Regions from separate parts of the Homo sapiens genome. Here regions 1, 2, 3, 4, 6 and 7 are each linked to region 5. The links are chromatin contacts, found by Hi-C or POLR2A ChIA-PET in ENCODE. All regions are on one chromosome and are shown on one strand. Each heading gives the region's core, a stretch centred on a gene start or an enhancer-like site at or near the end of the contact. The rest is flanking DNA. Distances are from core to core; before and after follow the strand shown.

Region 1 (4,049 bases), core at 357-2,856, 610 kb after region 5:
TCGAGTAGCTGGGACCACAGGCACCTGCGTCTAGCTAAATGCCTCTTGATTTTAATGGCATGTCTTGTCTTCATAGCATATTCCACAAAAAACTCTAAAGTCTGATAGAAATGATCCTTCTCTTTCCTGTAGTTTTTTTTTGTTTGTTTTGTTTTGAGAAAGGGTCTCACTCTGGTTGCCCAGGCCGGAGTGCAGTGATGCGATCTCGGCTCACTACTACAGCCTCTGCCTCCTGGGTTCAAGTGATCCTCCCACCTCCTGAGTACCTGAGACTCCAGGTGTGCACCACCATGCCCAGCTAATTTTTGTATTTTAGTAGAGACGGGGTTTTGCCATGTTGGCCAGGCTGGTCATGAACTCCTGACCTCAAGTGATCCTCCCGCCTCAGCCTCCCAAGGTGCTGGCGTTACAGGCATGAGCCGTAGCACCCAGCCAACATTTTACTCTTTATACGTGTGTTCAGCTACAAAACTTTCTTCCCTACCAACCCTCCCAAGTCTAAGTAAAATTGATCTCGGAGTCACTTGACCTATTTATCTGGTATTATCCTGGTACGCTGCTAGAGGTATATATACAGGGTCATGTGTCACTTAAGGATGAGAATGTGTTCTGAGAAACATGTCATCATTGAGTGTACTTACACAAACCCAGATGGCATAGCCCACTACGCACCTAGGCTGTGTGGTATGGCCTGTTGCTCCTAAGCTACAAACCTGTACAGCACTGATTCAACTTTAGGCAATTGTAACACAGTGGTATTTGTGGATCTAAACATAGAAAAGGTACAGTAAAAATACAGTATAAAAAATGTTGCATCTGTATAGAACAACTCCATTATAATCTTATGGGACCCCTGTTGTATATGTGGTTTATTGTTGACTGCATGTTGTTCTGCGGTGCATGACTGTACTAGTTTTAAAAGCAGAACTGTCTCTATAATCCACTTCTTAGCTTCAGGTACTATTTCCTAATATCAGACACGTGGCACTGACTTTTCTTCTTAACTCCAGACTTATGTATCCAAGTGCCTATTTGACATCTGCATTTGGATATTGGATCAGCATCACAAATTTAATACAAGGACCTAACTCTTGATTCTCTCCACAACGCCAAACCTGTTTTTCCTCTAATTGTCCCCACCTCAGTCAACTATATTATCCACCTAGCTGCCTAAGCCAGAAACCTAGGAATTATCCCAGATTATTATTCTTTTTTTTGTTTTGTTTTGTTTTTTGTTTTTGACTCACTCACTCTGCTCAGGCTGGAGTGCAGTAGCGTGATCTCTGCTCACTGCAACCTCCACCTCCCGGGTTCAAGTGATTCTCCTGCCTCAGCCTCCCTAGGTGCTGGGATCACAGGCATGCGCCACCACGCCCAGCTAATTTTTGTATTATAGAGATGGGGTTTCACCATGTTGGCCAGGCTGGTCTTGAACTCCTGGCCTCAAGTGATCCGCCTGCCTTGGCCTCTCAAAGTGCTGGAATTACAGGTGTGAGCCACTGCACCCAGCTCAGATTCTTCTTTATAATGCCTGCCTCATGTAGTCCCTCAGCAGGAGCTATTGATTCTGAACCCTTCCCATCCCCCGTGGTTCCCTTGCTCTCCTGTCGTTCACACCACCCTGTCTCACCTGCATCACGCAGTAGCCACCAGACTGATCTGTTTCACTGCCTGTGCAGTTCTTCTCTACACTGCCGGCAGAGTGGTCTCTTTGAAATGCAGATCTGATTGTTGCACTCACCTGCCTAATCCCCTCCAGTAAAACCCAGACTTCTTCTCCTGGCCTACAAGATCCTGTTTGGCTTGGCCTCTGCCTGCTCTCCAGCCTGTTTCTTACCCTCTTCGCCTAGTTTGCTGCATGCCTGCCACATGGCCTGCCTTCTGCTGCTGCTTGGATAGGAGAGGCTCAGTCTCTCCTTAGGGCCTTTGTGCTTGCAGTTCTTGGAAATGCTTGGATGTCAGAAGGTTACATGGCTGTCCCGTTGGTGTCATTCAGGTCTCACTCAGCGCAGACAGGCCTTCCCTCGCTGCGCAGTTAGTCACATGCCTCTCGTTGCTTTCTTAATATTTTACTTTAAACTTTTTTTCTATTACATACCTTATCCGACATGATTTTGTTTGTGTGTTTTACAGGAGAGGGGTTATATCTGTCTCGTTCATGACTGAGTTCTCAGTGCCTGAACAGTTCCTGACATCCAGTAGACCCTTTATATCTATTTGTTGAATAAGTGACTGCTTTTCCCGTTGTGCATGGGCCAGTGCCAGGGGTCGAGTTGTAGTGAACTGAGAGTACATGGACAGTGCTGAATGGGGAAATGAAAGTTATCAAAAGCCTCTGGTGCCTTGCTTATTCATAGCAGATTTGTTCATAATAACAAAAGCTGGAAAGAACCCAAATGCCCATCAACACATGAATGAATAAACTGTGGCTATGATTTGGCTATAAAAAGAATGATACATGGTGGAATATGGATGAATCTTGAAAGCATTATGCTGCATGAAAGGAAGCCTTACACAGAAGAGCACATACTTAGGATTCCATTGATATGAAATTCTAGGAAGGGCATTTAATTTATAGTAAGAGAAAAGTGGCTAACCAGAACCCAGGATGGGAGAGGGTTGACTGGGATGGAACACAGAACTTTTAGGGTAATGGAAATGTTCTGTATCTTAAATATGGTGGTGATTACACAGGTATAAATTTGTCAGAACTTATCAAAATGTACAATTAAATCAGTCCACTTTATTGTATATAAACTATTTCTCAAAGTTGAACTGGTGTCTGACATTTAAATGTACTTTGGATTTCTTTTGTTTACCTACCCACTTCTTGGGCAGATGACTTTTCTTTTAATTTCCAGTTCTCCTAGCTACCTGCTGACTCATCCCAGACGTACTTACATTCCTGTTTCTGAATCAGTTCCAACATCCTTTGGGTCTCTTGTCCTCAATCTCTAGTTGGCAAAACATCTTTCTAATTGCAGGGTTATTGGTTATCTTCAGATATGCTATTGGAACTTACTTACCATCAAGGCTAGTTGGGTCTCCACCTCAAAGACTAAGTATCTCCAAACAGATACTTTTACAACGTAACAAGCAAGGAAAAAAAATGTTTGCAGCACATGTAGTTTGACAAGAAGACATAAGAGTATATTTTAAACTCTCAGTTCCTTTCGGTATGATGACTTGTATACTTTGATCAGACTTCCTCTTCAGAAGTTGTAGTCTTTATGTTTAGGATTCCTCCTGTTCCTGTTAATACAGCAGCTGAACTGAAAGCTGTATAGAGATTTGATGAATAGTTGACTGTCTCGTGATCAAACTCTTGCTCTGACATTAATATACTTTATTTAGTATCAAGTCTAATTTTCATCTTTTATTTTTCCTCCCTTTAGTTCACAGAATCACCCAGTCCTTTCTTCCTTTATTAATACATTATTTTGCAAGTGATATATGACCACAGCCTCATAAAGTACTCAAGCAAACACATAGGGTATGATGTGAAAGTGCCACTGAAGCTCTTTTGCATCTCTCCACCTCCCCAGACAAAAATACGATTAAGAGTTCGGCAGACATTCTTCCAGATCTTTTCCTAAGCATTGACATAGGACATGTGTACAGATACATAGACATTGTTTACGTAAGCAGAATCACTATGAGTTGTTCAGCTTGTTTTTTTTTCACATAAAAACGTATCTTGGGGGCTGGGTGCGGTGTCTCACGCCTGTAATCCCAGCACTTTGGGAGGCCGAGGCGGGCGGATCACAAGGTCAAGAGATCGAGACCATCCTGGCTAACACGGTGAAACCCCGTCTCTACTAAAAATACAAAAAATTAGCCGGGAGTAGTGGCGGACGCCTATAGTCACAGCTACTCGGGAGGCTGAGGCAGGGAAATGGCATGAACCCAGGAGGCAGAGGTTGCAGTGAGCTGAGATCCCACCACTGCACTCCAGCCTGGGCGACAGAGCAAGACTCCGCCTCAAAAAAAAAAAAAAAAGTACCTTGGGGATTTTTCTGTTTTTGTACTTACAGGCCTATCTCATACTT
Region 2 (4,103 bases), core at 17-2,516, 970 kb after region 5:
TAGTAGGGCCCCAGGGGAGTCTGGTAGATGGGGAACTTCAGGTGCAACAAGTTTGTGGGGGTGGGAGTGGCAGCGGCTCCCTCTCAGGAATGTTTAGGCAAACTAAACATGCATCCTTCATAATGGAAGTCAAAAGCCACCTCCTCTGTGCAGTCTTCCTTGATTTTCTCATTAAACACCCCCACCGCCCCCCACAAGACCAAAGACTTGATCTGGAACTATAATCCAGCCTTTATAGTTCCAGACCAAGAGTACTGAGCAATAGGGACCTTACCTGATGCAGACAAGGTTTCTCTTCTGCACCTCTGAGGCTCCATCCCTAGTCAGAACGACAAGGTACGAAGTTAGGAGTTGAGACTGAAGCCACTCATACAGCTGAGATTCTCTCTTGGCCCGTTTCTAGCAAACTACAACAAGCAAGTCACTTTTGTAAATCTATTTCCTCATCTGTAAAATGGGCAACTATCGTGCCTGCCTCCCAGGATTAAAGTAAAGGGTTTAATTTGCTCAAAGCACAGCGCACAGCGCCTAACGTAGACTGATAGATCTCTCGCAAGCCCCAGGCCCAGAAGGGGCGGTGCTCCCCCAAAACTCTCTTTCCTTTGCAGCACAGCGGGGGGTGTGTGCATCCTGGCGGAGGGGAGGGGACTGAGGGGAGGGGAATGGGGGGTGCCCGAGCTGGGCTGGAAGACAGGTCTGCGACTCTGGTCAACTGCAGCTGCTTTCCCCGGCCTCCACCGCTGCCGCACACCCCCTTTGCCTTTAGCATTTTCCTCCTCTCCTCTAATTGCGTGGCGTCCCCAGATGGTAGGCGGGGTGTCGGAGCTGGGGGTGCGTAGTCCCGGGCCTAAGGCTAGGGAAGGGGCCTCCAGCGCCGTGTGAGGGCCCTGACCGACAGTGGGGAGGGGCGCCCATGTCTCTGGGAGAACCCCGGAGTCCCCGGAAATGGAGGCGGAGTTTGGGGAGTCTGAAATGGGGGAGGGGTCGTGTAGACTACGGGGGAGTCCTGAGCCGGCTAGGAGGGGCAAGGGAGTCCCTCAGACGGAGTGGAGAGCGGGGCTTCCCTGGTCAGAGGGCGGTACCAGGGGAAGGGCGTGGTCTCCTGCGAAGGGGCGGAGCTCCGCCTACGAAGGCTGAGCATCGCCGCAAGAGGCGGAGTCTGGAGCGAGGCGGAGCTCTCCTAGGGGCGGGGAAAATGGGGCGGGGCCTCCGGACAGGGGGCGGAGCGTGGCTGTTCGCGCTCATCCCCCTCCCCCGGCCCTGGGTGTCCCCGTGACGAGGCAGCGCGGAGCCGCCGCGGGCCGGGCCCATCCCGCCGCAGCGGCCCGGGGCCGAGCAGGGGCTAGGCGGGGAGGGAGCGGCGCCCAGCGGGGCCCGGAGCGTGGCCAGGTGAGGCCGCCGGGGCGGAGGGGGCGGGGGCTGCGCCAGGCGGGCCCCGGCGGGCGCGGGGGGCGTGTTTGCGTGTCTGGGGGTGGTGGAGGGAGTGGGTCCGAGGGCGGGCGCCGGTGGCTGCTGCGCGCCCGCGCGTCCCTGCGGTCGCGGGTGCGGGTGGTCTCTGCGCCGTCCGGGCCCGGGGCGTGCGGGGCCGTGCACGCGCGCGTGTTGTGCGGAGGGGCCGCCGGGTGTGGACCTGCGTAGGTGCTGGGCCGCGGTTCCCGTTCTGCCCGCCCGGGGCGCAGGGCGCGGGCCTGCCCCGGCGCGGTCCCTCTGGCGCGGGGATGTTTTCCAAACGGGCTGCCTGCGGGAGACGGCTGTGCTGCAGCCCGAGCTCGAGGGGGGAGCGCCGCCTCCGCAGGCCTCCTGAGACCCGGGCGGCTGGGGACGCAGACAGACACCTGAGGGAGGGAAGAGCGCGCACCCAGGAGGAGTCTATTGGCCTACCCGCAGGGGGAGGCCGAGATGGGGAGACTGAGGCAGATGGTGAGGCGGAGGCGGGCAGACAGGCAGAGATGGGGAATGGGGGGAGAGAGACGGCAAAAAGGACAGCGGCTGGGAGGACAGAGAGTCATTGAGAAAGCAGATGGACAGACAGAGGCCTAGACCTCAAAGGGGCAAGAAAGATTCAGATGGACAGGTAGATTCAAAGAACCTGTCAGAGAGGCTAAATCAGAGGTCCAGAGGCTAAGAGCTATAAGCAGGAACTGAGTCTGAGATGAGGGGTAACGGCCCCCAACTCATTGGGTGCCCCGCTTTGAAGCACATCCCAGACTGGGATCTTGGCCAAAAAGCAGCCTCTGGCCACCCCAAGTTGGTCCATCTCTTTGGCACCACTGAATATCCTGACTCTCTTCACTGTGCCACCCCTCCCTGGTATCCCAGCAACCTCGGGCAGTTTAGAGGAGGCAGAGGGGAAGTGGTTGCCATAGCAGTAGAGGCGGTGAAAGGTCACCCTTGCCTTAGCCTAGGCGGCCCTGCAGCAGGCTGCAGCTGGAATTGAGCCGGGCTGGGGTGGGAACCTACAAAGCTCTTTTCTCTCCCACTCTGCCCAGAATGGTGCTGGAAGGAAACCCTGAAGTGGGGTCCCCCCGAACCTCAGACCTCCAGCACCGGGGGAACAAGGGCTCTTGCGTTCTCTCCTCTCCCGGTGAAGATGCGCAGCCAGGCGAGGAGCCCATCAAGTATGGTGAACTCATCGTCCTGGGGTGAGCATCCCTGGCCTAGAAGGGGTGAAGCACCAGACACCCACCCAACGCAGCCAGAACAAGGGCCCGACCCCTCCTCCCCCCACATAGGGCCTTCAGCTGTTTGTCCCTCCTCACCTTCCTAGCTGAAAGACAAAATTGACCAAACCCACCTCAATTCATAATTATTATTTTATCTTCCCATTTTTCACAAAGTACTGTGACAACTCTAACCACCCAACTTCCTGATCAGATGAGAAAAATGTTAACACCAGCTGCCTTTCCTAAAGCACCTAGTGTGTGTGGTGTGGGGTGAAGAACTCTGGTTCTCCAGCAAAACTGCTTGGTTCAAATCCTGCCTCTGCAAGTTGCTGAACTTCCCTGTGCCTCTGTTTCCCCTGTTTTGCAAATGGGGATGATAATAATCCCTTCCTCAGAGGGTTGTTGGAAGAAATGAATGAGGTGATTTCTGTAAAGTACATAGAACAGCGCCTAGCACATATCGAGTGTTCTGGGAGGCAGGCCTGTGCCAAGCCCTTTCATGGACATTATTTCATTTCAATCTTCACAAAGATGCTGTGAGGAAGGAGGTGAGGAAACCGAGGCTCAGAGAGGGGAAGTGACTGGCCCAAGGGCACACAGCTGGTAAGTGGCAGGGCTGGGATTTGGACCCAGGTCTTTCTTACTCTAGGTCTAGTGCGCTTTCACTAAGCCACAGCTGACCCTCACACTACAGATGAGAAAGCCAAGGCCAGGAGAGAGGAAGCAACGTGATCTGGCGGCCTGGCCAACCTCATCCCTTCCTGGTCTTTGCCTGACCAGGATCCCTGCACCATCCACTCAGATCTTTCCCCAGGGACAGACCCTCTTCCTCCTCCCCCATCTGGATCTCCTTTTGGCCTCTCTTTGCCATCAGTCCTAAAGAAACTATTTGATAAGCTATATTATCATTAAGATTTTTTTTTAATGGCTGTTTGTTGACACATGCTTTAAAAAAAAAAAAAGCAGTAATAGTGAACACTTATCAAGGGCTTCCTATAAATATGCCAAACTCTGTGCCAAGCGCTTTTAAATGCTTTGTCTCATTTAGTTCTCAAAATGAACCTGCGAGGTAGGTCCTAAAAAATTAGCTCCATTTTACAGAGGTCATGTGATAAGTGGAAGAGCCAGATTTAAGCCAGGCCCATCTGTGTCCCAAGCCTGTGTCCTGAACTGTCCCACCTCAAGACCTGCCCCCCATGTGTGAGAAGAGCTCACAAGGGCAAAAGTGATGTCTCCCTTGGGAGAAGCTGCCTTGGAAAAGCAGCTGCTTCATATCCCAAAGGCAGGACTGGCTTTCCAGCCCAAGGCAAGGCCACTAATGTGGGAGGCTGCAGACCCATGGGTATGGACCCTCCTGTCAGCCCCCTTGGGGAGCAGAGTCCACACTGGCTGCATATCAGAGCTGGCTGGAGGGCACTGAAAATACACATTGACAGGCCC
Region 3 (4,010 bases), core at 1,123-3,622, 620 kb before region 5:
CAATGAGTCTCTTCAAGACTCAGCTGGGAGAGGCTGTATCAGCCAGAGAAAAGCCTCCTTTGTTGCACCCTCCTCGCCGGGCTCACTCCCCACACTACACATCCTGGCACAGCTCTGGGCCTCAGCGTGGGCTGATAGGGCCCTTTCGGCAGGGCCATCAGTGATCAGGGATCCTCTGGAGATGAGGTGGCAGCAAGAAGGAAATAAACGTGTGCCACCTCTCAGATCCTGTGGCACCAATGTCATCAAAGCACCGGTCTCGGACAAAGCAATCTCGAATTGCTCTTTTTCGGGTAGAAGCAGCAGAAAGCAGTAACTGGCTGTGCAAAAGCCAGGCAGTCAGTGCTGGCTGACCTAATGGGTGACTTCCACACATCAGCCAGACCCTCTGAACCTCGGTTTCCTGAACCAGTCAGGTGGGGGCTGCCAAGATGATGTCTAAGATCCTTCCAGCTCTGAAACTCTAGGCTTCCAAATTCAGAAAACTGGTCCTGTGCCATGTCTCTCCTTTCAAAAAAGGTGTGCCCTCACAAGGAAAGTGAAGAGGACTCCGCCTCTTCAGGACCCTTAGCCCAAAGGGCTGCACTCAACCTGGCCTTGACAGACAAACATCAACAGCCGTAAAACAGGAGGGCGGGCTGAAATGCCTGGAAGTGAACAGACCCTGCTGAAGGTCAGCTCTGTGCCTGGAGTAGGCCTGGCCACCAGCTTGGCTCTAGGGCAAGCTGCCCTGCACAGCTGGATGGCGTCTGGAAAGGAATGTGACCGTGCAGGGCGGGGACCTGGAAGGCAGGATTCAAAGATTCCTTCAGAGGCTCTTCGCTGGTGCAGAATTATGAAAGGCATGTGGAGTCCGTGAACGTGGGGTGGCAGGGAGGACAGGGTCTGTGAAGTACTTTGGTATGTCGCCTGGGGGTTGGGACGGGCATGTCTCGAGTTTCTCTGGAGAAAAGTGAGCTTGGGCATTGCACTCCTTGAGGGGCGGGAGCACTGTGTTTCATTCACAGCACTGAGACAGGCAGAGTCCTGGAGCTCACTCTCCTCGCGTGCAGAGGCCACTTAACTGGAAAAGTGAGGTCCAAGTGGGTGAAGGAACCTCAGATTCTGTCCCTCAGTGCACAGAAGGGCTTAGGGCCAGAATCTCATTGCAGGGCTCCCACTGCCACCACCTCATCCTGCTTCCTGAAACCCCTCAGGGCAGCACTGACCTCTTGAGAGCTGCCATTGGGAGAAGTGTTCGAACCTCAACTGTCCCCTGCCTCCAAGGGGCTGCCCCAAAGTCAGCAAGCCACAGCCGATCCTCCTCCTCCCTCCTACACAAAACCACCGTCCCAGGGGAGGCAGAGCAGACCCACACCGCACCAGAGAAGGGAATGGCTAAAAGTTTCATTGTGTTTTGCTATTGACACTTAAGAAGACAGGGAGGGGAGGGTTGATTTCCGTGAATTAGGTGCATCCAGCCTGCGGGACGGAGGTGGAGACCAAGAAAAGGAGCGCAGGAATGGCTCAGCTTCCTACTGCGGCCCTGCTGCTGAGGGGAGTGGGGCTGGGATCTGCAGGAGGGCTTGGTGGTTACCCTGGAAGATTCTGGGGAGGACAGAAGCTGGGGGAGCCGACAACGCCCACTCTTAGACCCCCAGTGGGTTTACTCTGGGAAGGGGCAGGGCCCTTGGACCAGGGAGTGGTCACTGAGGGTCTCACTGGGGCCTCGGAGACAAAGGACGGCGGGGCGACAGCCACGGGAGGGTCAGGCTCCGAGTGAGGGGTGTGCCCCGGACGCGCCCCCCGCCCCCTGGAGTGATGGGTGGGTACCTGTTGAGGAAAGCGTTGCCAAACGCGTTGAGCTTGCGGAAGGGGCGCCGCGGGTCCACCACGAGCGCGTTGCCCGGCACCACGCCCTCAGTGGGGCCGTGCATGACGGCGATGAAGGAGTCGGTGGTGGGCTCGGGCCCGATGCGCATCCCCGGGAAGTCCTGCTCGATCAGGTGTCGGATGAAGGTGGTCTTGCCCGTGCTGTACTGCCCCACGAGGAGCACCATAGGCTTGTTGTCGAAGTCAGCGTCCTCCAGCGCGGGCGAGTGGAACTCGTGGAAGCGGTAGTGCTCCTCCAGGGGTAGCAGCTTCTGCGCGTACAGCTGCCGCAGCCCCTCAGCCACCGTCTGGAAGAGCTCCGGCTCCTTCTTGCGGCGGGCATCCTTGCTGACCCAGCTGAACATACTGCCGGACACGGGGCTGGCTGCTGCGGGGCAGAGCGGCGGCTGAGAGCGGGGCGAGGGTGCGGAGCCGAGGCGGGGCCGGCCGGGGCAGGGAATCGGGAGCGACCCACACTGCGCAGGCGCACAGCCCAGCCCGTCGAAGCGCCCTCTGCCGAATGCTGCGCACCCCTCGCGGAGCGGCCTTTATAGGGTCGGTCCCTCAGTGGCGGCTAGCGCCGCCGCGGCGGGGGCAGGGCGGAATTGGGGGCGGTAGGGAGGAGCCCCTCCCAGCCCCGCCCCTCCGACTGGTGCCACGTCTTCCCCTACCCCGCCCCCATTGGCTGATTCCAAATCTCGCGAGGCTGTGGTCCGGGTGCCGTGGCAACCGCACCTGTTTCGCCCCGCCCCTCGTAGGGAGGCTCGCGAAAGTGCTGCGGTTAGGAAGGCGAGGAGCGGGCGTTCGGCGGAGACGGCCTCTGGGCCGCGCGCCTTCCGGCACCGTGGCCCCCCCACACCCCCGCGGGATGGCTCCACGAGACACCCAGTCAGGCACCCTGGTTCCCTGACTACGCGCCGCGCCCGCCGTTCGCCACGTGCGGTCCTCCAGCTGGCTCGGAATCCCCGGAAGCATCGGAGTACCCCCAGGCGGCGGCACCTCCTCCTCTCAGCCCAGCTTCCCAGACACACACTGTCTTTGTCCCCTCATCTTTTATCTGCTTTGGGAGAGGGAGAGACAGGAAAGTGGTAGCAGAGCAAGCTGAGGGAGTAGAGAATCCGGGGCGGGCTGGTGACTGGGGAAAGAAAAATGGGCAGCGAGAGGCCTGACCTCCCCTCAGGCCGACGGGGTGGGAATGGGAGAGGGACGCAAGCGAGGGAGGACATGGGTGACACCGGACTCGCGCGGGAGAAGAGAAGGCTTCCCCACAAAGGCTATAGCTGGGGCAAGGCAGGGAGGGCATGAGGAGGAAGTTGAGGCTCTCTGGCCACTTGCGTATTGGGAAGTGAAATCGGAAATTCCCTATGTGGGGAAGAGGGGAAGTGTGGGGGCAACAATGAAATCTTGTGGGAATTTAGGGGGAAGTTTAAAAACCCAAATACTTCCACTTTCCTCTCGGGGTCACCACCATTTACCATCATTTACTGGGATCTGTGCCCTACCTCCCCTTACCAGTTCCTGGCTGTTCCATGGGGCTCACTCCCCCGCCATCCTCCCCGGCCACACACAGACCCCTTTGGCTGTCCAGGCTGGTGAGAATCTTCAGTGGGTGATGTCAGAGCTTTGGGGACTGATTGTTATGTAACCAGTATCAAGACACCAACCTGTGGTAGCAGGACCCTGGGGGCTCTTAAAGAGATCTGAATTGAACCTGCGACTTTGAAAGCCTCAGGTCCAACTTCCTCGCTTCTGGGAGATGTGGAAGCCTGGAGGGCTAGGGGCCTGTATCAGGGGATAACTTGGGCTGGTAGGCTAAGAGGAAGAGGCAGGAACTCAAATCTGAGAACGGGGGATATCTCAGGGGAACTGAGTGGTGGAATCTAGAGAGGACACGATGGGAGGTTTGTTCGCCTACCGCTTGTAAGATCCCTTCCGAGGGAATAGATAGTTCCCTTGCCCTCCCCTCTTGCTCCCTAACCATTGGAGAGCGGATAAGTAATTCCAACCCTGCCTGCAATCTTACGCCCCTTAGTGCTTTGATTTGATTCTTTTCATCATAGTAAAGCACACAAGCTACTGCCCCCCCCCTTTTTTTTTTTTTTTTTTTTTTTTGGTGTTATTCTCAAAAGAAGATACTGAGGCTCCTAGGCAGAGCTGTC
Region 4 (4,049 bases), core at 363-2,862, 640 kb after region 5:
GATTCTGCCCACGTGCCTTCCAGACTAGCTTCTGAAACACTGTCCACCTGTCAGTTGAATTATTGAGCTACTGATTTGTCTGTGACTTTTAGCTCATAATTGGACTGTCGTAAATGACGTAGATACGTAAGTACGTCCTACGGGTTATGTGGCTATGCTGCTGAGACCTCACACTCAACCCTCCAGCACTAATTCACTCTCTTTCAAAATTGTGCTGTTGCTTTCAGTGTTTGGGGAGCCCAGGAGAGGAATGTGAAACAGGACTGCCCAATCCCGCTAACACACACACACACACACACACACGCCAAGAATGTGAAACAGGACTGCCCAATCCCACTGTCACACACACACACACACACACACACACACACCAAAAACCAAAACAAACCAAAATATTCCTGAGTGCAGGAGTTATGATTTAACAAAACCTTCATATCCTCTAACATCCCCACTCCAGAGAACACCCTACTTAGAATAAAAAGCTAGGAGTGATGAGCACCATGGCTTTCAGTCTTTATGGAGCTGTGATAGCCCATCATTATTTGATTTATTCTCCTATCTTTTCCAGAGCGGATGTAGTCTTTGAATAGAATTGCATAATTTTAGGGTTTTAAGCACCCTCAGTAATCGTGCAGTTTAGTTTCCCATCTCATGCCTTCCAAAAAACTTCATACAAGTTGACCCTCATCTAGCCTTGGCCCGAGTGCTTCCACTGAACAAGAATTCAGCAGTTTTTTAAGCAGGCCCATTCCATTGTATGGACTGCCCGAATTATTAATAAGTTCTCTATGTTCGGCTAAAACTTAACTCATGGGAATTTCCACCCTAAGTCCTGATTTAACCATTTGTAGAAATGAATGACTCAGTTTTTTCACTCCCACAGAAGTGGTCTTCAGCTATTGGAGGACAGTGCCCGGCCTCCGTAGGCTCTCCAGCCTCAGCATTGCCCACTTTTCTCTTGGCTTGTTGGGCTTTTTTCTTCTTGATTTTTGGGGATTTTTGAAAATAGCCCTATGTCTTGGATATGAGTCACAAATTGCCCCCCCCCCCACCATTTCGTCATTTGTCTCCAAGCTCTGTTTACATTGGTGTTTGCCGTGCAGAAGTTTTTCTTTAATGTAATAAAATGTAGCCATCTTTTTTAAAATGACCTCTGGACTTCATGTGTTTGGAGTTTATTCATACTTAGAAAGGCCTTGTCCACTTGAGGCTGTTTAAAAAATACCCATATTTTCTGCTAGTACTTAAATGGATTTGTGTGAGTGTGTGTGTTTGTGTTTGTGTGTGTGTGTGTGTACTTAAATCTTTTATGCATCTAGAATTTATTTTAAGATAAGATGTGAGGTAGGGGTTCAAATTAATTTTTTTCCAGCTAGCTGTCTAGTTACTCCAACATTATTGAATTACTCATTTTTTCCTGTTTTGAAATGCCATTATATTAAATTCATGACACACTTTTGGATTTATTCCTAGAGTGTTTCATATGTTTTATTTCCAAGCAAACCACCACACACATCTTATACCTTCATTACTGAAATTTTTAACCTAAATGTAAAACTTGTTATGTGCTTACCTGGCATCCAGCCGGTCAGGATGGTCTGACTCTGCTCCTTCCTGCCTCAGCAGCCTCCTCTTTTGTGCCACCTGCAGGTTAATAAGCATCTCTTATGTCATTATCCAGGCCATTGACCAAGGGGTGACAATAATATTGGCCATTGTAGGGCTGTCCTTTGGACTCCAGTGGAGAGCCATTACTCACTGTTTCCTATTTTAGAAATGCAGCATGATAGGTTAAAAAGTGCTTAGGGTTTTGGTTTCAGTTGCAGAACTAAATTTGAGCATCCCTTCTATTCATTGTTTCTCAGACTTTAATGTGAACAGGAATAACCTGAGAATCTTGTTAAAATGCAAATTCTTTTTTTATTTTTAGTAGAGACGGGGTTTCACCATGTTGGCCAGGCTGGTCTTGAACTCCTGACCTCAGGTGATCCACCTGCCTTGGGCTTCTAGAATGCTGGTATTACAGACATGAGCCACAGCACCCAGCATAAAATGCAAATTCTGATTCAGTAGGTCTGGGGTAGGCCAAGATTTTGCCCCGTTTATTTATTTATTTATTTATTTATTGGACAGTATCACACTCTGTCACTCAGGCTAGAGTGCAGTGGCCTGATCATGGCTCACTGCAGCCTCAAACTCATGGACTGAAGTGATGCTCCTGCCTCAGCCTTCTTAGTAGATAGGACTGTAGACTTCTGCCACCATGCCCAGGTAATTAAAAAAAATTTTTTTACAGAGATGGGAGTCTTGCCATATTACCTGGGCTGGTATTGAAATCCTGTCCCCAAGCAACCACCCAAAGTGGGATTACAGGGTGAGCTATGGTGCCCAGACGGCTTTTGCATTTTTAATAAGTCCCCAGGCCATGCTGATGCTGATGGTCCATGGACTACCCTATACTTTGCAGGACCAAGACTAGAGTGAGTCAAGTGACATGCCCCACGAAGTGTGTGAGGAGGCACTTACTGTCTTGGCACTTGCACAAACCTGAGAGCAAGCACTTCTTTAAGTTTTGTACCCTGGGTCCCTTGCTTGCCTCACCCTAATCCCAGCCCTGATATTGTGTTTCTTATTATTGTTAGGCTTACTGCTGATGAAGCTACTAAATAGGACTCTTGAGAGGTGAGCTCTTGCTGTCTGCACTTTTTTTTTTTTTCGAGACAAAGTCTTGCTCTGTCGCCCAAGCTGGAGTGCAGTGGCGCGATCTTGGCTCACTGCAACCTCCGCCTCCCGGGTTCAAGTGATTCTCCTGCCTCAGCCTCCCGAGTAGCTGGGACTACAGACATGCGCCACCACGCCCAGCTAATTTTTGTATTTTTAGTAGAGACAGGGTTTCACCATGTTGGCCAGGATGGTCTCGATATCTTGACCTCATGATCCGCCCGCCTCAGCCTCCCAAAGTGCTGGGATTACAGGTGTGAGCCACTGTGCCTGGCCGCTGTCTGTATTTTTAAACAGGTTCCCCAGGCGACCCTTAGGCACACCAAAGTTTGAGAACCACTGAAAAAGAGAAGTTCTGACTTTTAGGATTAATTTACAGCCTGTTATGAAACCAGTGCTTGCAACCTGAAAACATCATGCTACTGTTTACCTTTAGTTTTCATGATGTGCTTGAGATAGTGGTGGCTAAGCCCGAAATATATAAATTTTTAATTTTCATGTTTGTGGGTACATAGTGGGTGTATATATTTATGGGTTGCATTTGTTTTGATACAGGCAGGCAATGCATAATAATCACATGAGGGTAAGTGGGGTGTCCAACTCAAGCATTTATCCTTTGTGTTACAGACAATCCAGTTATACTTTTTAGTTACTTTAAAATGTATAATTAAATTATTTTGTACTATAGTCACCCTGTTGTGCTAGCAAATATTAGGTCTTATTCATGCTTTGTAACTTTTTTTTTTAATCCATTAGCCCTCCCCACTTCCCTCCCATCCACCCCCCTAACCCCACCACTACCCTTCCCAGCCTGTGGTAACCATCCTTCTACTCTTTGTCTCCATGAGTTTAATTGTATTAATTTTTAGCTCTCACAAGTAAGTGAGAACATGTGAAGTTTGTCTTGCTGTGCCTGGCTTATTTTATTTAACATAATGATCTAGTTCCATCCATGTTTCATCCATCCATCCAAAGGATCACATTCTTTTTTGTGGCCAAATAGTACTCCATTGTATATATATGTACTGCATTTATTTATCCATTCATCTGTTGATAGACACTTGCTTTCAAATCTTGCCTACTGTGAATAGTGCTGCAGTAAACATGGGAATGCAGAGACCTCTTTTCTATACTGATTTCCTTTATTTGGGGTATATACCTAGCAATGGGATTGCTGGATTGTAAGGTAGCTCTGTTTTTATTTTTGGAGGAACCTCCAAACTGTTCTCCATAGTGGTTGTAAAGTTGCAAATATTGACAGTAGTTACTCAAGTGGTGCCAAACTACAGGAGAAGGCCTACTTGTATTTGGCAAAACCAACCTTTACC
Region 5 (3,723 bases), core at 65-2,564:
TCCCCTCCGCAGCCTGCAGCCCGAGACTTCTGTAAAGGACTGGGGCCCCGCAACTGGCCTCTCCTGCCCTCTTAAGCGCAGCGCCATTTTAGCAACGCAGAAGCCCGGCGCCGGGAAGCCTCAGCTCGCCTGAAGGCAGGTCCCCTCTGACGCCTCCGGGAGCCCAGGTTTCCCAGAGTCCTTGGGACGCAGCGACGAGTTGTGCTGCTATCTTAGCTGTCCTTATAGGCTGGCCATTCCAGGTGGTGGTATTTAGATAAAACCACTCAAACTCTGCAGTTTGGTCTTGGGGTTTGGAGGAAAGCTTTTATTTTTCTTCCTGCTCCGGTTCAGAAGGTCTGAAGCTCATACCTAACCAGGCATAACACAGAATCTGCAAAACAAAAACCCCTAAAAAAGCAGACCCAGAGCAGTGTAAACACTTCTGGGTGTGTCCCTGACTGGCTGCCCAAGGTCTCTGTGTCTTCGGAGACAAAGCCATTCGCTTAGTTGGTCTACTTTAAAAGGCCACTTGAACTCGCTTTCCATGGCGATTTGCCTTGTGAGCACTTTCAGGAGAGCCTGGAAGCTGAAAAACGGTAGAAAAATTTCCGTGCGGGCCGTGGGGGGCTGGCGGCAACTGGGGGGCCGCAGATCAGAGTGGGCCACTGGCAGCCAACGGCCCCCGGGGCTCAGGCGGGGAGCAGCTCTGTGGTGTGGGATTGAGGCGTTTTCCAAGAGTGGGTTTTCACGTTTCTAAGATTTCCCAAGCAGACAGCCCGTGCTGCTCCGATTTCTCGAACAAAAAAGCAAAACGTGTGGCTGTCTTGGGAGCAAGTCGCAGGACTGCAAGCAGTTGGGGGAGAAAGTCCGCCATTTTGCCACTTCTCAACCGTCCCTGCAAGGCTGGGGCTCAGTTGCGTAATGGAAAGTAAAGCCCTGAACTATCACACTTTAATCTTCCTTCAAAAGGTGGTAAACTATACCTACTGTCCCTCAAGAGAACACAAGAAGTGCTTTAAGAGGTATTTTAAAAGTTCCGGGGGTTTTGTGAGGTGTTTGATGACCCGTTTAAAATATGATTTCCATGTTTCTTTTGTCTAAAGTTTGCAGCTCAAATCTTTCCACACGCTAGTAATTTAAGTATTTCTGCATGTGTAGTTTGCATTCAAGTTCCATAAGCTGTTAAGAAAAATCTAGAAAAGTAAAACTAGAACCTATTTTTAACCGAAGAACTACTTTTTGCCTCCCTCACAAAGGCGGCGGAAGGTGATCGAATTCCGGTGATGCGAGTTGTTCTCCGTCTATAAATACGCCTCGCCCGAGCTGTGCGGTAGGCATTGAGGCAGCCAGCGCAGGGGCTTCTGCTGAGGGGGCAGGCGGAGCTTGAGGAAACCGCAGATAAGTTTTTTTCTCTTTGAAAGATAGAGATTAATACAACTACTTAAAAAATATAGTCAATAGGTTACTAAGATATTGCTTAGCGTTAAGTTTTTAACGTAATTTTAATAGCTTAAGATTTTAAGAGAAAATATGAAGACTTAGAAGAGTAGCATGAGGAAGGAAAAGATAAAAGGTTTCTAAAACATGACGGAGGTTGAGATGAAGCTTCTTCATGGAGTAAAAAATGTATTTAAAAGAAAATTGAGAGAAAGGACTACAGAGCCCCGAATTAATACCAATAGAAGGGCAATGCTTTTAGATTAAAATGAAGGTGACTTAAACAGCTTAAAGTTTAGTTTAAAAGTTGTAGGTGATTAAAATAATTTGAAGGCGATCTTTTAAAAAGAGATTAAACCGAAGGTGATTAAAAGACCTTGAAATCCATGACGCAGGGAGAATTGCGTCATTTAAAGCCTAGTTAACGCATTTACTAAACGCAGACGAAAATGGAAAGATTAATTGGGAGTGGTAGGATGAAACAATTTGGAGAAGATAGAAGTTTGAAGTGGAAAACTGGAAGACAGAAGTACGGGAAGGCGAAGAAAAGAATAGAGAAGATAGGGAAATTAGAAGATAAAAACATACTTTTAGAAGAAAAAAGATAAATTTAAACCTGAAAAGTAGGAAGCAGAAGAAAAAAGACAAGCTAGGAAACAAAAAGCTAAGGGCAAAATGTACAAACTTAGAAGAAAATTGGAAGATAGAAACAAGATAGAAAATGAAAATATTGTCAAGAGTTTCAGATAGAAAATGAAAAACAAGCTAAGACAAGTATTGGAGAAGTATAGAAGATAGAAAAATATAAAGCCAAAAATTGGATAAAATAGCACTGAAAAAATGAGGAAATTATTGGTAACCAATTTATTTTAAAAGCCCATCAATTTAATTTCTGGTGGTGCAGAAGTTAGAAGGTAAAGCTTGAGAAGATGAGGGTGTTTACGTAGACCAGAACCAATTTAGAAGAATACTTGAAGCTAGAAGGGGAAGTTGGTTAAAAATCACATCAAAAAGCTACTAAAAGGACTGGTGTAATTTAAAAAAAACTAAGGCAGAAGGCTTTTGGAAGAGTTAGAAGAATTTGGAAGGCCTTAAATATAGTAGCTTAGTTTGAAAAATGTGAAGGACTTTCGTAACGGAAGTAATTCAAGATCAAGAGTAATTACCAACTTAATGTTTTTGCATTGGACTTTGAGTTAAGATTATTTTTTAAATCCTGAGGACTAGCATTAATTGACAGCTGACCCAGGTGCTACACAGAAGTGGATTCAGTGAATCTAGGAAGACAGCAGCAGACAGGATTCCAGGAACCAGTGTTTGATGAAGCTAGGACTGAGGAGCAAGCGAGCAAGCAGCAGTTCGTGGTGAAGATAGGAAAAGAGTCCAGGAGCCAGTGCGATTTGGTGAAGGAAGCTAGGAAGAAGGAAGGAGCGCTAACGATTTGGTGGTGAAGCTAGGAAAAAGGATTCCAGGAAGGAGCGAGTGCAATTTGGTGATGAAGGTAGCAGGCGGCTTGGCTTGGCAACCACACGGAGGAGGCGAGCAGGCGTTGTGCGTAGAGGATCCTAGACCAGCATGCCAGTGTGCCAAGGCCACAGGGAAAGCGAGTGGTTGGTAAAAATCCGTGAGGTCGGCAATATGTTGTTTTTCTGGAACTTACTTATGGTAACCTTTTATTTATTTTCTAATATAATGGGGGAGTTTCGTACTGAGGTGTAAAGGGATTTATATGGGGACGTAGGCCGATTTCCGGGTGTTGTAGGTTTCTCTTTTTCAGGCTTATACTCATGAATCTTGTCTGAAGCTTTTGAGGGCAGACTGCCAAGTCCTGGAGAAATAGTAGATGGCAAGTTTGTGGGTTTTTTTTTTTTACACGAATTTGAGGAAAACCAAATGAATTTGATAGCCAAATTGAGACAATTTCAGCAAATCTGTAAGCAGTTTGTATGTTTAGTTGGGGTAATGAAGTATTTCAGTTTTGTGAATAGATGACCTGTTTTTACTTCCTCACCCTGAATTCGTTTTGTAAATGTAGAGTTTGGATGTGTAACTGAGGCGGGGGGGAGTTTTCAGTATTTTTTTTTGTGGGGGTGGGGGCAAAATATGTTTTCAGTTCTTTTTCCCTTAGGTCTGTCTAGAATCCTAAAGGCAAATGACTCAAGGTGTAACAGAAAACAAGAAAATCCAATATCAGGATAATCAGACCACCACAGGTTTACAGTTTATAGAAACTAGAGCAGTTCTCACGTTGAGGTCTGTGGAAGAGATGTCCATTGGAGAAATGGCTGGTAGTTACTCTTTTTT
Region 6 (2,500 bases), core at 1-2,500, 700 kb before region 5:
GCCCCACCCGAGGCACTCCACCCGCCTCCCTGCTGGTCATCTGGGCTCCTGGCCCACAGCTTCTGGAGACCAGAGGTGTGGGCACCTCACAGGCCCAGCTACCTTCAGTGCCTCTCGGCAGACGTAGGCAATCTGCCGCTCCTCCAGGGGCCCAGTGGCTGAAAGGAAAAGGGAGAGGCTGGCTTGGGGGCCCGGGGGTCATGCCCACCCTCCCAGGCTACCGTGTGTGGGAAAAGCAGCAGGCACTGTTAAATGAAAGCGGTGTTGGCCACGTCCCCTCCCAGTTTAGTCTAGGATACTGAACCCAGAGATGGACAGTATTTCTCTCAAGGTCACACAGCCAGGCAGGAGTGGAGAGGAGCCCAAGTCCAGGGCCCAGAGTCCCCTCTGGTACCCCAGTGGGGTAGGGGTGGGGGAAGGCTGGGGCCTGCTGGGGCCTGGAGCCCTGGCCTCACCATGGTAAATCTCCTGCAGGGAGCCCCCTCCGCAGAACTCCATGCAGATCCACAAGCGGTCATTCCTAGGGACAAAGAGCTGGGGTGGGCACAAAGCAGGTCACATGGGGGCTGCCTGGGGCCAGGAGGATAAGGCAGCCTCACCTGAGGTAGCTGCCAATGTAGGCCACCACATTGGGGTGGCGGCACTCACGCAGGATGGTGATTTCCTGCTGGAGGGAGCTGATGTCGTCCCCTGGGAAGCACAAAGCATCATGGGGAAGGCGCGCTGGGGTTGCCCTGACTCAGTGCCCCCATCTGCAAAATGGGCACAGAGTGCCTCCCTCCGGGCCAGGCAGGTGCAGGTGACAGCACCTCCCGGGGCACGCCTCTCAGGGGTCTCGGAAACGTCAACCCTCCGCCCGCACCCCGCGCCCGCGGGCGCTCTGCCCTTCCTCTGGCGCAGAGGCCCGACCCGGGCCCTCACCTGGGTCTAGCTTGACTATCTTCACGGCGGCCAGTTCGGACGTGACCGTGTCGCGGGCCTGCAGGGGCGGAGGGTGAAGCGGGATGGGGGGCGGGGCCGGGGGCTAGATCCTGCCGCGGGGTGCGGGGCTGGCACCCTCCTCCCGGCTCTCCCGCCCGTCCCGTCGCACCTTGTAGACGTCGCCATAGGTCCCGGCCCCCACGCGCTGCAGCAGCTCGAAGCGGTCCCGCGGGTCCTGCAGCGACACATCCCGCAGCAGCGCCATGGCCCGGCGCCGGGCGGGCCGGCAGGCGGGCGGGCGCGAGCTGCGGAGCCGGCGCGGGGCGGCGCGGGGCGGGGCGGGCGCCCGTGGCTCTGAGGCCGCGGGGGCGGGGCTGAGGCCCGGGGGCGGGGCCGCGCCGGGGATGCCCCACCGCCAGTCCGGGAGGAGGCGCCCGCGGGACGGGCCCTCGGCGGCGCGGGGAAGCCCCAAGGCCGGGGCGGAGCCTACGTCCTTCCGCCGCCACTGTCGCTCGCGCTCCACAGGTAGGGAGCGCAAAGTCCCGGGAGCCAGAAGACAGAGGGAAGAGGGGGCGCTCCACTCCCCGCCCCATCCCCAATTTCCCAGATAAACATGGACTTGCGCTTTATATTTTTTTTAACAAAATGTATTCATCTTTCTTGGAACTGAAAAATAAATCTATGTACAAAACAGGAAGAGATCAGGCTCTTGTCACCCACTCCTAACCCTCTGCAGATTTCCTCCGGGATGCTCCGAGATGGGCTGGACCTCTGGGAGGTTCCCAGAGGGTCGGAAGGGAGGTCCTGCTCTGATCCGGGGCCAGTTTCGTCAGGAAGAGGGCGGGGCTCAGGATGCTCATAGGCTGGGGGCGGAGTTTTGTGTCCCAGACTCGGGATACGAAGGAGAGGAAACTAGGATTTCCAAATTCTGGAGCAGGACTGAAGTTATTTGGGGCAGGGAGCTTGGATTCGCAAGATATGGAATTCTGAAGTGCGGAAATATACTCCTAGGGGCTGAGTGGTCCTAGGCTCCCGGGCTGGAGGTGGGACCTGTGCTCCTTGGGTTAAGGGTGAAACCTCAGCTCCTACAAGCTGGGAGGAGCCCTGAGTAACGTTGGTCTGGCTCTAGGTGAGCGGTTCCGAGGAGGAGCTTGGGTTTCTAGGGGCTGGGCCTTTAAAGACTGGTAATTAGGACCCAGCGTGAGGTTTCCATTGGCCGGCTGGGATTCTGGGAGAAGAGACCTATATTCTAACGACTGGGGCAGAGCCCTGGGTTCTGAGCTGGAGAAAATCGTGGGTTTGATACAGACTGTACTCGGGACCGGGAACCTAGGGTTTGGGTAGAGGTGAGGCCTGTCCCCTTTGGGCTGGGGGCAGAACATGGGCTCAGAGTTGGGGGACTAAGGGCGGAGCCTGGGTCCCCACAAGCGGTCCGAAGTCCCCAGTAGTTCAGAGGCCTTTGCGCTGCCGCTTGAGGAAAGACAGAGTGTAGTCACTAGGGGTGGACACTTTCTGCTTCTTCATCTGCACTTGCGACTGTGCCGTGAGTTGCAGCTTGATGGCGCTCGAGTTGATCTTG
Region 7 (4,078 bases), core at 1,354-3,853, 820 kb after region 5:
CTGAGTCCTCCCAGAACCTCCCTTAAGCACCAGTGGGGGTCAGAAGCCTTGGGTAAGGTTGACACCCCATTTATTGGAGAAGACCCCAGCACCCGCCCCCTGAGGTCTTAAGGGCTTTGGTGTATCCTTGGTCACGAGCGCTGGGCCAGGAAGCAGAGTTCCTGAGAGCCAAGTCTAGTGGTTGAGAGAGGACCCTGGCTGGGCCTGGGGAGCAGGAAGCCATCTGTCCAGCTGGGCAGCCCCCATGGGTCCCTGGTGCAGCCCCGGCCATGTGTCCAGCGCCCCATACTCCATGAGGGGGGTCTGCACCCCATCACACGCTGGTTCTGCAGGTCTGCACCCCTGTGAGGCTGCCCCTGGGGGGCATGGGTTCTGTTGGGCTCTTGCTCCCAGCATGGATGACCCAGCGATAGCAGTCAGTGATGCGCTTGTTGGGTGCATGGGGGCCACAGCGGGTGCAGTACACGATGCCCAGTGCAAGCAGGACCACCAAAAAGACACACGTTGGCACCAGGAGTGCCACCAGCAGCCACCGGTCATCCCTCTGGCTGTGCTCGGCAAGACCAGCCTCCCCCAGGGCTGTTGGGGCTGCTGTGGGAGCTGGTGAGGGCAGCCACAGGGCCAACTTGGGACTGGGGCCATCTTCCCTTGGGATTTGGGGGGCTTTGGAATGGGGATGTGTAGGGCTGATGGGTGAGGTCTGGTTAGTGGGGCTCTGAGAGGGCAGGAGGGTGGGGAGGGCTGCGGGCTGGGTGGCAGCAGGCACAGAGATTTGATGGGCAGGAGACACAGGGGACCTGGAGGTGGTGGTCAGAGAGGGCTGGGCAGTTGGGATAATGGGAAGCTGGGTGGCCTGGGTTCTGAGGACAAGGGCATCTGGGGCTTGAGGGGGTAGCTGGGCACCGAGGGTGGTGACCAGAGGGGCATGGTTAGGTGGGATTCCAGGCAAATGAGTGGTGGTCTGGGTGCCAGCGACCCGGGTGTCTGGAAACATGGGGGACTGGTGGGCAGGGAAGAGCTCCGGATATTTGGTTGAGATCATAGGGGGCTGGTGGGCAGGAGGCTGTGCTGAATGAGAGACAGAGAGAATACCGGGTTGGTAGGCAGAAGGCAGATCTGGATAGTTGGCTGCGATCACGGGGATCTGGTGGTCACGGGACAAAGCTGGGTGTGTGGCAGGGATCACAGGAGGCTGGTGGGCAGAAGGCAGTGTGGGATGCGTGGCAGAGACCACCACAGGCCGGGTGACGGAGAGCACTGAGGAGTGGTAGGGGACCCTGGGGGCACTGAGCGGGGGTGGCCAGGTGGGCTCCGGGTAGGGTATCTGTGGCTCTCTGTCCTCTGGGAAGCTCGGTCTATAGGCCAGGGCAAAGTCAGGCGGCTGCGTAGGCTCCATCCACAGGATCCCAGGCATCTCCGTCCAGCCACCGTTGAAGGCCTTCCAGGCCTCGTCTTCATCTTCCTCATCCTCCCCGTCATCCAGCAACTCATCTCCGAGGTCCTGGGAAGCCTGGGCACCCATGGCCCCTGCAGGGCTGCAGCTGATGCCATCAGCCTCCAGCTCATGTCCCTCGCTACAATAACACTCGAAGCCACCAACGTAGTTGACACACATCTGCTGGCACACACCGGCAATCTGGCACTCATCTGTGTCCACACAGCGGTGCGGATCATCCTCCGCTGGCCGGAAACCCAGGCGACAGTGGCAGCTGTAGCCTTGTGGCCCACCGGGCTCACACTGCTGCTCGCACGGAGCCTGGGCACAGGGGTCCTCGCAACTGCGCCCGTCTGCTGCCAGCCGGAAGCCCTCAGTGCAGCGGCAGGACACGTGACCATCCACCTCCTCCACACATTCGTGTTCGCAGCCCCCGTTGTCAGGGCTGCAGCCAGTCCCCAGGCACAGGGGCCCAGCCCGTGACCAGCCCACACCTCCCTCAGGCTGCTTCACGCAGAGCAGAGAGGCTCCCCTGCCAGCCTGGCACTGCACAGCGGCCACAGAGCCGAAGGGCAGCCACTCAAACTCTGTGGAGACCAGGTGGAAGGGCGTGGTATACACGGCTGGGCCGGCCTGGCCCGCCTCATCTTGCAGCGCCGGGCAGGCGCCCTCGAAGCCAAACTGGCACAGGTAGCCGTCGACAGCCAGCGTGCACGAGCCCTCCAGCCAGCGGTGCTCGCCACTTGCCTCCAGGGCCACACAGCGCTGGGCCGGGCAGGGGCCTCCAGAGGCTGGCTGGGCCCAGTTGGTGAAAGCCGTGTCCTGGTCCCCTGTGGTCCACGTGAAGCCGCGCAGTGGGCGCTGCAGCTGGCATTGCCGGGCCTGCCGCTGCAGCCCGATCCACAGCAGCCGGCTGGCTGGGCCCGCACCCACCAGGCTGTCCACACGCTGGGCCTCCTCGGGGGTCCGAGGAGTGGCCAGGTCGCCCCCCAGCTCGCGGCAGGCCCGCCAGGCCTCCAGGAAGGTGCGGCGCCGTGGGAAGAGAGCGTAGCAGCTGCTGGGGCCGCAGGCGGCACGGGGCTCAGCAGCCCAGGGGTCCTGGCCCAGTGTGGGCCCTGCGGCCGCCCAGGCCAGCAACAGGCGCAGCAGCATCGCGATGCCCCCGGACTGGTCCGGCCCCGGGCTGGCGGCAGCTCTTGACAGGGGGAGGGCCTGGGGCCTCCTGCGGGCGGGCCGGGGGCGGGCCTGGGGCCGGGCTCAGGCCTTGTAAGGAGTGGGCTGGGGCGGCTGCCAGCTCCCTGCTCCCTCTTCCCCGGGGGCCGCTAGAGCAGGAAGCAGTGGGGTGGGGGGCTCTAAGGTTGGGGGCGGAGGAGGGGAGAAGGCGCAGTTGACGGCTGCCCCAGGCCCCATGGGGCTGAGAGTCAGGGGGTGGGAAAAGCCTGCCTGCCGAGCTCTGTGACCCTCAAGTTGGGGCTCGGGGCTGTGGGGTGAGGTCGCTTCCCAGAGACTCAGAGACCCAAATCTGGACACAGCAGCCCCATCACACCCGGGAGCAGTCTCAGCCCAGCTGCTCGCCATGCACGGGAACACCCTCATGCCCACTCCTTTCTTGCCCCACAGACGCGCGCATGCGCCTCCCCCACCCCCAACCCCATGCAAGAGTGCACTCTCTGCCAAGCTGTTTGTCCCTTCACCTCACCGTGGACCTATGCTGGCTTGCAGATGACTCCCTTGCCACACGTACACACATTCTGACATGCTGAGACCCTAGGTGCACATACAAAAATGGTGTGGCATTCTACATGGCCTGACATATGAAGACCTCCGATTCGGCCTGAATGGAAACAGCTTGGTCACCCAGGCACAGGCATCCTCAGCCTCTCATTTATTTACTGAGCCCCTGCGTCAGCCTCTCCCCCTATACTCAAGCTTTCTGGTTCCAGCTGGGCCAGCGTGTGGGGGTGTTGGGGGAGTGAGGGGGCCAGGGGCTGCCCTCCCCTCACCCCAGCTCAGCCTGGGGCCCTGGGAACCTGGGCTTAGAGGGGGAGGAGGCAGCCCCTAAACAGGAAATGCCTCTCTGGGCTCCTGCGTCAGGAAGGCAGGGTGCGTGGTTTAGGGGGCTGGGTGGGGGCTGGGCTGCACGCAGGATGTGGAAGGCTGTGAGGGGACCCATGCAAGGCCATGTATGGGCATGGGGCACACAGTGACATATATGTGTATATGTGACACAGGCATCACGTGTGTGGAGCCCTCCCTGCCCCCGGGGCCTGCTGTTTCGGCCTGGCCAGGGTCCTCTTCCCGCCCTTCCTGGAGGCCTCTGGAGGCATGTGCACTGAGCCCATCATCCAGGATGGCCTCTGGGGAGCTGGCTGGCGGATTAACCCATGCACACCCGCTGCACTCTTAGCAGAAGTTAGAAACAGTGTGGGGAGGTGGGGGAGAGGTTCCGCCCTTCAGTAAACTGCCCTGATGCAGCTTCCCCCTCTGCCACAGATGGATCGACTTTGTGACTGCAGGGGAGTCACTGGCCCTCTCTGGGTCTCCTTTTTTCTCAGTTGCAACATGAGGGCAATGAGTCCAGGATTTTTAGCTCAGCAGGGCTGAGATATTGCGTCACAGCGCTCAGTGTTTGCAAATGTGCTT

The links. Hi-C counts contacts between places; a loop is a spot of excess contacts on that map. ChIA-PET counts read pairs that join two places held with the same protein, here RNA polymerase II (POLR2A). Pooled maps may share reads with other maps.
Region 1: a pooled map shows a loop between it and region 5 (2.4-fold over the local background). The contact joins the enhancer-like site here to the promoter of MALAT1 in region 5. A Hi-C loop is called at or near these places in 2 of 50 pooled maps. POLR2A ChIA-PET finds 5 or more read pairs at or near these places in 3 of 52 experiments (A673 and activated CD4-positive, alpha-beta T cell).
Region 2: a pooled map shows a loop between it and region 5 (4-fold over the local background). The contact joins the promoter of PELI3 here to the promoter of MALAT1 in region 5. A Hi-C loop is called at or near these places in 1 of 50 pooled maps. POLR2A ChIA-PET finds 5 or more read pairs at or near these places in 3 of 52 experiments (GM10248, PC-9 and WTC11).
Region 3: a map of naive thymus-derived CD4-positive, alpha-beta T cell shows a loop between it and region 5 (19-fold over the local background). The contact joins the promoter of EHD1 here to the promoter of MALAT1 in region 5. A Hi-C loop is called at or near these places in 1 of 168 maps with a recorded cell type or tissue (naive thymus-derived CD4-positive, alpha-beta T cell), 4 of 37 single-sample maps with no recorded cell type and 11 of 50 pooled maps. POLR2A ChIA-PET finds 5 or more read pairs at or near these places in 11 of 52 experiments (B cell, CD4-positive, alpha-beta T cell, CD8-positive, alpha-beta T cell and 8 more).
Region 4: a loop to region 5 is called in a map with no recorded cell type, with 5 times the contacts of the local background. The contact joins the enhancer-like site here to the promoter of MALAT1 in region 5. A Hi-C loop is called at or near these places in 3 of 37 single-sample maps with no recorded cell type and 2 of 50 pooled maps. POLR2A ChIA-PET finds 5 or more read pairs at or near these places in 3 of 52 experiments (A673, GM12878 and K562).
Region 6: a loop to region 5 is called in a pooled map, with 2.6 times the contacts of the local background. The contact joins the promoter of MAP4K2 here to the promoter of MALAT1 in region 5. A Hi-C loop is called at or near these places in 4 of 50 pooled maps. POLR2A ChIA-PET finds 5 or more read pairs at or near these places in 4 of 52 experiments (CD4-positive, alpha-beta T cell, T-cell, activated B cell and 1 more).
Region 7: POLR2A ChIA-PET joins it to region 5 with 9 read pairs in CD4-positive, alpha-beta T cell. The contact joins the promoter of CD248 here to the promoter of MALAT1 in region 5. A Hi-C loop is called at or near these places in 3 of 50 pooled maps. POLR2A ChIA-PET finds 5 or more read pairs at or near these places in 6 of 52 experiments (AG04450, CD4-positive, alpha-beta T cell, GM10248 and 3 more).

The regions. Positions count from the first base shown.
Region 1 is chr11:66,110,435-66,114,483 of GRCh38, forward strand. The region is part of intron 1 of PACS1 (phosphofurin acidic cluster sorting protein 1); the gene reads left to right. Among named protein-coding and RNA genes, the nearest start is that of PACS1, 42 kb to the left of the region's middle. RefSeq lists an enhancer at 2,896-2,985. Within about 2 kb of position 1,607, at least 19 of the 41 ENCODE cell types and tissues checked have a DNase peak (open chromatin) inside an H3K27ac peak, as active enhancers do; they include A673, where a contact is called at or near this core.
Region 2 is chr11:66,465,639-66,469,741 of GRCh38, forward strand. PELI3 (pellino E3 ubiquitin protein ligase family member 3) reads left to right here and starts at 1,267. Exons shown (of 8, transcript NM_145065.3): 1 at 1,267-1,389; 2 at 2,490-2,642; 3 at 3,195-3,266. The coding sequence starts at 2,491. RefSeq lists an enhancer at 1-233 and silencers at 1,185-1,394, 1,405-1,754.
Region 3 is chr11:64,876,249-64,880,258 of GRCh38, forward strand. It overlaps EHD1 (EH domain containing 1), which reads right to left and starts at 2,373. Exons shown (of 5, transcript NM_006795.4): 1 at 1,813-2,373. The coding sequence starts at 2,216. MIR10392 (microRNA 10392) reads right to left here and starts at 2,361; the gene lies at 2,275-2,361. RefSeq lists enhancers at 510-1,286, 950-1,049 and silencers at 1,210-1,279, 2,130-2,179, 2,200-2,759.
Region 4 is chr11:66,135,984-66,140,032 of GRCh38, forward strand. All of the region lies in intron 1 of PACS1 (phosphofurin acidic cluster sorting protein 1), which reads left to right. Among named protein-coding and RNA genes, the nearest start is that of PACS1, 68 kb to the left of the region's middle. RefSeq lists a silencer at 2,927-3,086. Within about 2 kb of position 1,613, at least 6 of the 41 ENCODE cell types and tissues checked have a DNase peak (open chromatin) inside an H3K27ac peak, as active enhancers do; they include A673 and GM12878, where a contact is called at or near this core.
Region 5 is chr11:65,497,731-65,501,453 of GRCh38, forward strand. It overlaps MALAT1 (metastasis associated lung adenocarcinoma transcript 1), which reads left to right and starts at 1,315. Exons shown (of 1, transcript NR_002819.5): 1 at 1,315-3,723. It also overlaps TALAM1. RefSeq lists enhancers at 1-506, 76-315, 376-445, 1,006-1,075, 1,126-1,205 and 1 more and a silencer at 1-35.
Region 6 is chr11:64,801,964-64,804,463 of GRCh38, forward strand. It overlaps MAP4K2 (mitogen-activated protein kinase kinase kinase kinase 2), which reads right to left and starts at 1,251. Exons shown (of 32, transcript NM_004579.5): 1 at 1,091-1,251; 2 at 922-979; 3 at 600-690; 4 at 456-520; 5 at 103-158. The coding sequence starts at 1,186. It overlaps MEN1 (menin 1), which reads right to left. Exons shown (of 10, transcript NM_001370259.2): 10 at 1,553-2,500. The coding sequence ends at 2,371. RefSeq lists silencers at 881-1,060, 1,211-1,390.
Region 7 is chr11:66,314,441-66,318,518 of GRCh38, forward strand. CD248 (CD248 molecule) reads right to left here and starts at 2,604. Exons shown (of 1, transcript NM_020404.3): 1 at 54-2,604. The coding sequence starts at 2,587. The coding sequence ends at 314. RefSeq lists an enhancer at 1,353-2,049 and a silencer at 2,533-2,802.